Regions from separate parts of the Homo sapiens genome. Here region 1 is linked to region 2. The links are chromatin loops, found by intact Hi-C in ENCODE. Cell type or tissue: mammary epithelial cell. All regions are shown on one strand. Links, peaks and the distances in the headings refer to the core of each region. The heading gives the core; the rest is flanking DNA. Region 1 overlaps LINC01630 (long intergenic non-protein coding RNA 1630). Region 2 overlaps LINC01630 (long intergenic non-protein coding RNA 1630).

The links. Peaks named below come from ENCODE experiments on the same cell type or tissue, not always from the same donor. Only the 100,000 strongest peaks of a DNase experiment are listed, where the experiment ranks them.
Region 1: a loop joins it to region 2, with 2.5 times the contacts of the local background. A loop is called at or near these places in 1 of 110 quality-filtered maps.

Annotation. Positions count from the first base shown.
Region 1 is chr18:51,511,717-51,517,102 of GRCh38, reverse strand. The region is part of intron 1 of LINC01630 (long intergenic non-protein coding RNA 1630); the gene reads right to left. Among named protein-coding and RNA genes, the nearest start is that of LINC01630, 120 kb to the right of the region's middle. In mammary epithelial cell, for the core only: no CTCF peak of the experiment used is centred there; DNase peaks (open chromatin) are centred at 2,782 and 3,362; H3K27ac peaks cover 746 bases.
Region 2 is chr18:51,444,312-51,449,697 of GRCh38, reverse strand. All of the region lies in intron 1 of LINC01630 (long intergenic non-protein coding RNA 1630), which reads right to left. Among named protein-coding and RNA genes, the nearest start is that of LINC01630, 55 kb to the right of the region's middle. RefSeq lists enhancers at 2,186-2,245, 2,376-2,425. In mammary epithelial cell, for the core only: no CTCF peak of the experiment used is centred there; a DNase peak (open chromatin) is centred at 2,187.

The DNA.
Region 1 (5,386 bases), core at 111-5,110, 67 kb before region 2:
TCTCTGAGATGTGCAGCCTAGAGATTTTCAAGAATTGAAAAAAAGAAAATCCAAACAAAGAGAAAACACATTTTAAAATTTTAACCATGGTCTTGAGGTTCTGTGGGGATAGCACCATCTAACCTGTTGTCTGTTGATGCATAACATACCATCCCAAAACTCAGTGGCTTAAAAATAACAACCATTTTATTTGCTCATGATTCTGTGGGCCAACAATTTGAACTGGGCTCAGCTGAGTGGTTCTTCTTCTGGTCTCACTTGAGATCACTTACGTGGCTGCAGTTATTTAGTGGCTCAACTGCAGTTCAACGATGTAATGTGACCTCACTCGCTTGTATGGTGGCTGGTGAGACTGTCGGCTGTGTCATGTGTTTCCAGCAAGCTAGCCTGAGCTTGGCCACATGGCAGATGATTTTCCAAGAGGGTGAGATCAGAAGCCTACACCTAGGCTTGCAATTCCCACAGTGTCCCTTCTGCTGCATTCTATTGGTCAGAGCAACCACAAAACCAGGCCAAATTCAAAGGGAGGGAAATAGAGCCCAGTCTCCGTGGGAGAAACTGCAAAGAATCTGTGGCCTTTTTAGTCAACCACACAGTCTAGTTTCCAAAACACAGAGGTGGGACTAAGTATTCTGACCTCAGAAGAATTTTCTTTTTTTAAAAGATTACTTCACAGGACAAAAAAAAAAATTGTTTTTTGGTAGAGATGGGGTCTCTCTTTGTTGCCCAGGCTGGCCTCAGGAACACTTATTTTGTGACAATATCAGGACCACAGGTATTAAAAAGACTCAAGGTTAAGATATACATAGCATGGAATCAGAACACAAATAATGAAAATTGATTATTCATGAACTGAATAGTCCAACAGTGATAAAAAAAAAGTGTGTGTACATATATATATATATATATATATATATTTTTTTTTTTTTTTTTAAATAATACATGACCATGGTATGAATATGAAACTTGATGAGTGATAGGGTTAAATCCCCTTGGAAATAAGCTGGGAAGATTTTGCAAAATATTCATACCCAAGCCTCACCTCAGATATACTAAATAAAAGTTCCCTGGATGAGAGTTTTTCCTTTATTGCTTAAATTTTTATAATGGAAATTTTCAAAGATACGCAAAGGTAGAGAGAATAATATCATGAATTCCCAGGTACTCATCACCCAGCTACAACAATTAACAGTTTCCCAATCTTCTTTTATCTTTCAGTGCTCCACACTCTTTTTTCTTTATGGTATATTAAGGAAAGTTTCAGACAATATGGTATTTTACTTGATATGTGTATCAAGTAAAGACTTCCCAGATGATTGATACACAAGTGGCTGTGACAGAAATAGTTGGTGGTCACCATGTAGTCCATGAGCTCCTCTACAATTCCCAGCCTTCTTTGTACTTGGGTCAGGGCCATGTGACTTTTTCTGGCCAATAGCATAGCCTACGCTGAGATTTAAAAAAAAAAAAAAAACTGGTAAAAAAGAAACACAATGTTAGGGGCCCTATTTGCCACTAGCTTACCATATGAGCAGAGGCAAATCAGCAAAACTCTTTAAGCCTCAATTTCTTCATTCATAGAATGGGTAACAATCACATCCGTGGTCTCTACCTCACAAGGTTATCATAAGCGTGATATAGTGAAAGTAAAATCATTTGACAAGTTAGAAATTATTGTAAAATGTGATGTTTTACATCGTACGAGCAATAATTTTAAAACATAGTAACAGCTACGCACACTTGTCAGAGAGAAAAGCTTTTATAATTTATAATGTTCATATTTTTAAAATTACTAACATTGGAGTTGCATGTGTCTATATCCACGATCTGAAAACTTTAGTGGTAGAGTATATGGAGAAGAGATAGTTTTGAATCAAGCGATCCATTCTCTGCCACTCTTTGTTTATTTTGACAAATTTTCTTGAATACTGTATTAGTATTTTTATTGCTGCCGTAACAAATTGTCACAATCTTAGTGGCACAAATGTATCATCTCACAGTTCTGCAGGTCAGAGGTCAGGGCTCGTTGTGTTAAAGTCAAGGTGTTGCCGGCTGTGTTCCTGCTAGAGGCTCTGGGGGAGAAGCTGCCTTCAGGCTCATGCAGGTTGTTGACAGGATTCAGTTTCATGCGGTTGCAGGACTGAGGTCCTGCTTCCTTGCTGGGTATAGCTCTCATCTTCTCACAGCTACCTACATGCCTTGGCTCATGACCCCTTTGTCTTTAAAGCTAGGAAGAGCAGTTGAGTCTTCTCATGTCTCAGGCCTCTCTCACTAACTTCAGCTGATTTTAAAAGCTCATGGGGTCAGATTGTCTACTGAACAACGCAGGATACTTTCCCCATCTCAACATCTGTAACGTTAATCACATCTGCAAAGTCCCTTTTGCCATGTAACTTAACATATTCACAGGTTCCGGGGATTGGAATGCCATTATCTTTGGAAGGTCATTATTCATCCTACTGTAGCCATTGATTCTTGCTTTATGTTCTCAGTATCCTATCTTACGTCACTGGAAATATTACTATGGCTGGGTTTTAGCTTTTTATTTTTAGCATACTGTCTTTTCAGTATGTTTAGTTAGATCTAGTTACTGTGACATATTCCATTCTATGTTTTACATTGCATTCCACTTGTTGTCTTTCTTATATAGTGCTCGGGCTTCTTAATGCCTCATGAAATTTGCCAGAGAGCTCATCCACATGACCTTTAGACTGTAGGCTGCCTCTCCTTTTCACATCGTGTGTGTACTCTTGAAAGCTGTGACTCAGCTTGTGTTTTCCTCCCCAGGCCTGAGGCTTGGGCAGGCCATGTCTTGCATTTGAAGGGCTCACATTTGAGGGCCTCTCCTGATATCCTGTGAGAGACTGGTTTGGGTTTTTGAGCCACTCTGCCTCTAGCTGGGACTTCTATTTTCTGTTCCTCTCCCCAGTCCCCATTGAGGCAGTGCTATTTAAGAGGCTGAGGCTTGAGGCAGGCAGGTTGTTTTGCCAAGCCCCTGCATTATAGGGATGCTGAGATGCAATTCTGTCTATGGATGAGAGGCTCAGCTTAGCTCTTCCTGTCCAGAGGTTGAGATTGGAGCTTCCTACCCAGTCAGCGCAAACTGATGTTGGAGGGGAGAGTATATGCCCAGAAATCTCCACCTGCCCTTCTGTAGTCTGTGGCCCTCTGGTCTTCTCCCCTGGTCCTCTCTCACCCAAGGCTGTCTCTCCACCCTACATCATGTCCCATTAGCTTCAGATGGTAAGGGCTTTTCACAGCTTTCTCCCAGTCTGTTGAATGTAGTTGGGTATTCCCTCTGGCTGTCCATGCCTTTTCTGGCAACTTCCTGGCTGGTGTTTAGTGAGTGATGCAATGCCAACCTTAATCCCTTTGAATCACTTGGGCAGTGTCTAGCTGTAGCAGCCACTCACTGCATTAGGGACTGTCTAGATCCAGCTAATTCATTCAGAACCTCCTAAGCTTCCTGTACAGTGTACATAATGAAAGTCAAACTGGGTAAAGCCAAAGATTACATTTGCAAGCTAGGAAACACACATACACAAAATCAGAAGGAAGAAAGACATGGAAAATATACAAACTATGTTAATGAATATGAGGTCAGGAGTAAAAGTGTCCATAGCAGCTTAATAAAAATCCCATAAGAACAGGAAAAAGAAGCTACAGAGGGGGCAATATTTGAAGACATAATAACCAAGAAATTGCCTCGTAATTAAAAATAATTATAGTACATACTGAAAGGGCTAATAGAATATTTACCAAGAAGACATAATAATATTTCAAAAATATAAATAAATAAGCAACCAAACCCACACCCAGGTATATCATAATTTAGTAACATCAAGAAGAAAAATTGAAAACTAAAAACTTTACAGAGGGAAAAAGTAGAATAAAAATCAGAAGAACATCATTCTTCTCAACAGAATACTAGCAGTCACAGGAAAATAAAGAATAACTTCTACCACTGAAACAGTACATTTTAAGTGTTCTCACCACAAAAAATGCTAAGTATGTGAGGTGATGGATATATTAATTGGCTTGATTTCATCATTCCACTATGTAAACGTATATCAAGACATCACATTGTTAGGCCCCATAAATATATAATTATCATTTGTCAATTAAAATAAAAGTAAATAAATTTTAAAAGTGAAACACCTATGTAAAGTTTTTCTTAAAAACTTTAATGGTTTTAATTACATGTGAGTGATGAAATAAAGGTGTTTTCAATAATACCAGGCCTTAAAAGTATTCCAAGAGAACCAAGAGCAAACAAACCCCAAAGCTAGCAGAAGACAAGAAATAACCAAGATCAGAGTGGAACTGAAAGAGATAAAGACATTTTTAAAAACCCTTCAAAAAATCAATGAATCCAGGAGCTGTTTTTTAAAAAATTAATGAAATAGACAGACTGCTAGCTAGATTAATAAAGAAGAAAAGAGAGAAGAATCAAATAGACACAATAAAAAATGATAAAGGGGATATCACCACTGACCCCACAGAAATAGAAACCACCATCAGAGAATACTGTAAACACCTCTATGCAAATAAACTAGAACATCTAGAGAAATTAATAAATTCTTGGATACATACACCCTCCCAAGACTAAATCAGGAAGAAGCTGAATCCTGAATAGACCAACAACAAGTTCTGAAATTGAGGCAGTAATTAATAGCCTACCAACCAAAAAAAGCCCAGGACCAGATGGATTTACAGCTGAAGAAAAAGAAGTTGTCTAAATTTTCCAATGAGGTTAATATTATGTTGATAGAAAAACAGAGAGACAGCACAAGAGACTTTTGTTTCCAGTCTAAAAGGGACTAGATTTACCCTCTCACCTGAGACAGTTTTTAAAAATAGAAATATTAGACATTAGACACATTAGACAACAAAAGAGAATAATCCCTGAGAAAGGGTAAACAATGTAAGCTCCATGATTGCCCCAGAATATTGCCTGCAGAGTTTCCAGAGAAAGCTCAAGAGATCAGCAGAGGCTCCCCATCAAGTCTTCAGCTGAGTACAGCTCAGTGGATACATGTGAGGAAATTAGCTAATGATGAGGAAAAAACTATCCAAAGAAGCCGAGGGAACGATGCTTAAAGCTCACATAAGGCTAAAACTAGTATGTATTCAAACCAGCCAGAGTGGAAAACCTTGTAATTTCACAGAGCATTTAAGTAGAGTATATGGAATGGTATGGTTTCAGTAGTGGGGTAAAATTAGCCTTAAAGGCCTCTCTAGTTCTGCCTAACAAAAGTTGAAAGCAAGCCTTGAAAGGAACAACTGTTTCTAAGTAACTTAACTGCATTCTAGAACAAAGTTCAAATATTTATAGAAGAATAGATAAAACTTTCAGCATCCCATATAGTAAAATTCTCAATATATA
Region 2 (5,386 bases), core at 159-5,158:
TCCCTGTTTCCAACCCCTAGCCCCGACTCCCCAGCACCACCATTGCAACTTCCTGTTCATGAGCAATTTCTGTTTAAATTGAGATCCCATTGGGCAAAAAGCCTGATTCTAATTCTGCTCTCTGACAATGCCCAATGCTATTGATGATGCAGAATTGATGTTGAAATAGTAGTGATAATAGTAATTATTCCTGCATGCCATACTCAGTACTGATCACACCACCATCCACAATGAAATAAAAACAGGCACATGCATCCAGGACATCCCCATCTCCCCAGACAGCTCCAAGGAGGCTGCCAGATGATAGAGAAAAGCTGTGCCCTTCCTCTCCAGGACAACTGCTGCCTTCCAAGTGGTAGAAATTAATTCAATAGCTCCCAGGACGGCTTCGACAGGTGATTCTTCTAAGAATGGACCATTGTCAGAGGTGCATGGAGTGGCCTCGCTTTTGCATTTTGAAAGAAAGCATGTACTCAGAACAGCAGAGGTGTCAGTAATGTGAAACTGAATTGCCTGAATTGTCTGGGAGTGCCAAGAACCACAGCAAGGTCAGAGCTAGGTCAGCACTAGCATCCAGCTTCCTGCGCGGGGAGTCTCTGCACGCATCTCTTTGGTACAAGTCTGCGGCAGTAGCCCTGCTGAGGATACTCTTCATCCTGGTGCCATAGTGCTCCCAAAGCCTTCCAGGAAAGCAAGATGGCAGGGTAGTCCAAAAGGCAGGCTCTGCAGCGAGATGGTCTGAGTTCACGTCCTTGCTCTTGGTGTGTGGCCTTGAGAGTGGGACTTTACATTTATCTCAGTGATTTGAAATCCTGAATCTGCCCTTCAACGTAGGGTTGGCAGCCTTGTGAAGCTGGGCAGATCAACTGACTTTATCTACAAGTTGATGATGATGCCTACATCACAAGGTTGTCGTAGGTTCTAAGTGAGATAATGCACACAGCACACTCCTCCACCCCCGACGTGATAAATCCTCAATAGGCAATAGAAAGTTTACCTCTGTTATGCCTCTTATCACATCGTATTTTAGTTATCTGGCATGTTTCTATTCTTCCCATGAGTGTTTCTTTAAACAAAAATGTGGGTGCCTCCAGTTTCCAGGGCTACATTTTATTAATAGGTGCATCCCAGCACCTAGCACAGTAGAAGCCTCTCAGTTGGCAATAAACACATATTTGGGGAAATAATGAGCAGTCAAATCATTGAGGCTGATCAGACTAGAAAGGGAAAACAGGAAATAATCATTTATCTCACAAATATAAAGGAAGGGCTTTTATTTGGAGGGGAAGTCAGCTAACTATGGGATGTCCAAAGGAAAACCAGGATTAGAGATGCAGAGTGGCAAGGAAATTAAGATCTGTATAAGGAATAACTTTCTTAGGATTAGACAGGTGGAGAGGGAGGAGCGGCTGCCTTCAAATGTGGCCACTGTGGAGGGATGGGACTCTGCCCGGATGCCCTCCCATCAGGATGGGAGTGCTGCTGCCTGAGCATGGAACGGTGAAGCCAACGCCACCGGATAGTGGGGGATAACGAGCCTGTAAGGGAGCAGTAGCAGCAGGCAGATAATTTTGTATTCACTACTACAGCGCAGTGTTCCAGGAGTGTGCCAGAAGAGATCGTGGGTTCTACCTTTCCCCTCTCAGACTCCAAACTCCACACACACACACACACACACACACATACACACACACACAAAGAAGAGAAGAGAAGCTCTGGGAAAAATTTTCTTCCTATTTCACAGCAAAGATTTATTTTTAATGCCCCCATGTGGGAAATGAGCACTGAGCCGGGACGGGCTACCCAGGGGAGAACACAAATGCGCCAAGGCATTAGAAAGACTCTCCAAGGAGACAGATCCTTGGGAAAGCATTGCCCTCGGTGTGTTGCCAAAGCCAGTCTCCCTGTCTGCCAAGACAGTGCAACTCCCACGGGCTGGAGCTGCCCCAGGAGCCAGAGAAAGCCAGCCATGAAGGACGTCTGCCCAGACAGATAAGTGACAGTCAAGGAATTCTGGCCACCCTCATTCTCACATGAGCCTCGCAGGCTCCAGGGCTGTGTTCAGGGTGACCAGGATCCAGGGCTGTGCCCAGGGTGACCAGGCTGCAGGGCTGTGCTCTGGGGCCAAGCAACCTCGCACTGACTCACCACAGCTGGAGCTTTAACCGGCTCTTTGCACCCCCCTGTTTTTACTCACAGGCTCTGAACTCACCGACCTCAAGAGCAGGTAGTTTTCTAGGCTGCCAGTGGATGCTAATTATAGCCAGGCCAAGCAGAGCGGCTGCTGGGTCACACCTGTGCTGTTACTGCAGTTTCCCATGACTAGAGATTCTTAGCTGTTAGTTAAGGACAAAGTTGCCCAGGGTCAGCAGCTGAGAGCACAGGTGCCTGGGGCCACCACTGACACAGCCGCTCACCCTTCTCTCTGCCACTGCTGGCCTTGGTCTCCTCTTTGTTTTTCTTGCCTTCTCTCTTCTTTCTTTCCCTGCCCCACACCCTCTTTCCTTCTCCTTTTGCTCTCTTCCCTCCTTTAGCCATTCCCATCTGCCTTGAGACAGCAGATTTCCTGGTAATATTTTGACTAGGAGGTGGCTCACTTCCACTTGCAAGATCACATTTTTATTTAAAAAATTCATTATGCACCTGGCATGTGCCAGGCACTGTGCATTTCTATGCTGTGTGTTCGGTTGTGTGTGGAGGTGTGGGTGTGGGTGTGGGTTTCCCAAAATTCTGCCAGAGGAGTATGTTCCATAGATTTTGCTTTCCTCAAGTACTTTTTACTCTCATGCCTAGAATCACTCAACATGAACATTATTCACATTCTTTATCTTTCCAGAATAGCCTCCCAAAACACAGCACTGCACCTGCAGCCTGGACCCCTCCCCTCCTCAAGAACTGTGCTCCTGCAGTGATAGCTTCTCCCTCCTGAATCATCATCTATCTCTGGTCTTGATTCTTCCTGTCAACCTATGCGCATGCTTTAGGGTGACAAGTTGACAAGGGGTGAACATGTGGACTTAATTTTAGGTGTCAAATTGATCACAGAAGAAGTGAAAACATGGGCAAAAAATACAAGAAGTCTGCCCTCCAAATTATTGAGTCATGTACAACTTCTGCCCCTTGACACAAAGTGTCATGCTTGCCTTTCTAGAATGCCCTTTGTCATAGAATAAAAAGAATTTGACAAGCTCAGTGACATTGAGATTCCTCCAGTGTTCCAAAACACATTAAATAGCGAACTATTCTTGACTGGGGATTTGACTAATGAAGAAGATACACTACTTATATTTACCACTAAATATAACATGAAAAAAACTAGCTCATGCTTCAATTTGGCTAATGGATGGCACTTTGAAAATTGTCCCCACTGATTTTTTTTTTATCATCTATATACAATTCATGCAAAAGATTCTAAAATTTATCCACTCAATTATGTTTTAATGGCTGGGAAAAGTGAAGCACTTACAAATGCTTATTTGCAGATCGGGTGGACTTTGCAGAAGAAAATAGATTTCAAGGGAATTTCAAGATGTTACCAATAAAGATGTTTTTTTCATTCAGCCCAATGCATCTGACAGAAAATTTAGATGAGTGGCTTGGCCATGACATACAGCAACAACAGAAACTTCAGTTTAAAAATTTGCCATTTGCCTGCATTGGCATTTCTTCCAGCTGATGACATTACAAAAACTTTTAATGAATTAAAGCTGCATTTGCCTGGAGAAGCCAGCAAAGTTAATGAATGGTTGAAAAATAATTAAGTGCATGGTAAGATAAGAAGGCACTTACATAATGGCGTTCCCTTCAAACACCAGTATTGTTTCTGCCAAATGTGTGGTATGTATATGAGTGCGTGAGGAATGGATTTCCACACACCCAAAACAACATCGAGGCATGGCACAGAAGATGGGAAATTTTAATATGGAATGTTCATGTTGTTGTATGTCAAATCACAAGAGAATTTCAAAAAGAACAACATCGTGTAGAAAATGAATGTGAACATATTCTCCAATGAGAGCCATGGTCTAAAAGGAAAAAAGCATCTATTCATTATGATGCAAGACTTCAAAATATAGTTAACGATCATGAAAATTGGCCAGCTCTTATGATGGACTATCTTGATGAAATTACCCATAATCTATTCCTGTAATACACTTTTTCATATATTGATTTTTTTTCCATTTGGGTTTTTTTCTTTTTTTCTTTTTTAGTTTTGGTTTTGTTTGTTTGTTTTTGAGATAGAGTTTCACTCTCATTGCCCAGGCTGGAGTGCAATGGTGCAATATTGGCTTACCACCACCTCTGCCTCCTGGGTTCAAACGATTCTACTGCCTCAGCCTCCTGAGTAGCTGGGATTACAGGCATGCGCCACCATGCCCAACTAATTTTGTAATTTTTTTAGTAGAGCTGGGGTTTCAGCATGTTGGCTAGGCTCTTTTAAATTGACAGCATTATGTTTTACCATTCGCTATCCTATCTTTGCATCATTTCCAACTCTGGAGGTATAGGTTGTGTAGAGGCTTTTAGAGAGTTCGAATTCATTTAATGCATTTTTTACAAATTTGACTCCATGAAATTATCACATTATCACACTGTTGACTTTGTGTGTAAGCATTGTGCACTACGCATAATTTAAAACACTGAAACTTTCTCAATAAATTAAGAGATGTCCTTTTTGTACATCTGCATTTGTGAAAGATAAAATTTCACAAGATTTCAGCTCTTTAGGTGACTGCATGTTCTGTGGTAACCCATCAAGGTTTTTGACCGATCTTGTCAAAAAATTTAGGTTGTTTGTCATGGTATTTCAGATGACCACAGTTATAAATCTGGGTACACACAATTCCAACCATAGTCATATGCATGTCTACATTTCCCTTTTGACCTATTTCTTTTTTAATATAGTTCATCTACTTATAACTATTATGCCCATGCAACTGCCATTAACACACTTGAGTGTTTATGCTTGCAAAAATATGTATAGTGTCACCTCATTAATTGTGTAAAGTGGGCTGTGAAATATCCTGTCATGTTTTTATGTTTCTTAAATAAACCCCCTTTTCTAAATGTAAATAAATCTCTTAAAGATTTTTTTTCCAGAATTAAATTTTAAGGATTTTTATCTTTTCGGATTTCAACATCCAGAATTATGGTGTTCTGAATTAGAATCAGCTTCCTTTGTCAGGTAGTTTCATACTTAATATTGGCCATCTGTGTTTAGTGTATATCATCACATAGTTAGAAGATGAATGGAGCTGATGGTTGAGATGGCTGAGCAAAACTTCAGTTGTCTTTTATTTCATATGCATGGGATTTGTGCCTGTAAATCAAAACTTTCTGCCTTCTTCTTCCACTTAGCAGTGTGTGCTGGCCTGCAAAACATAGA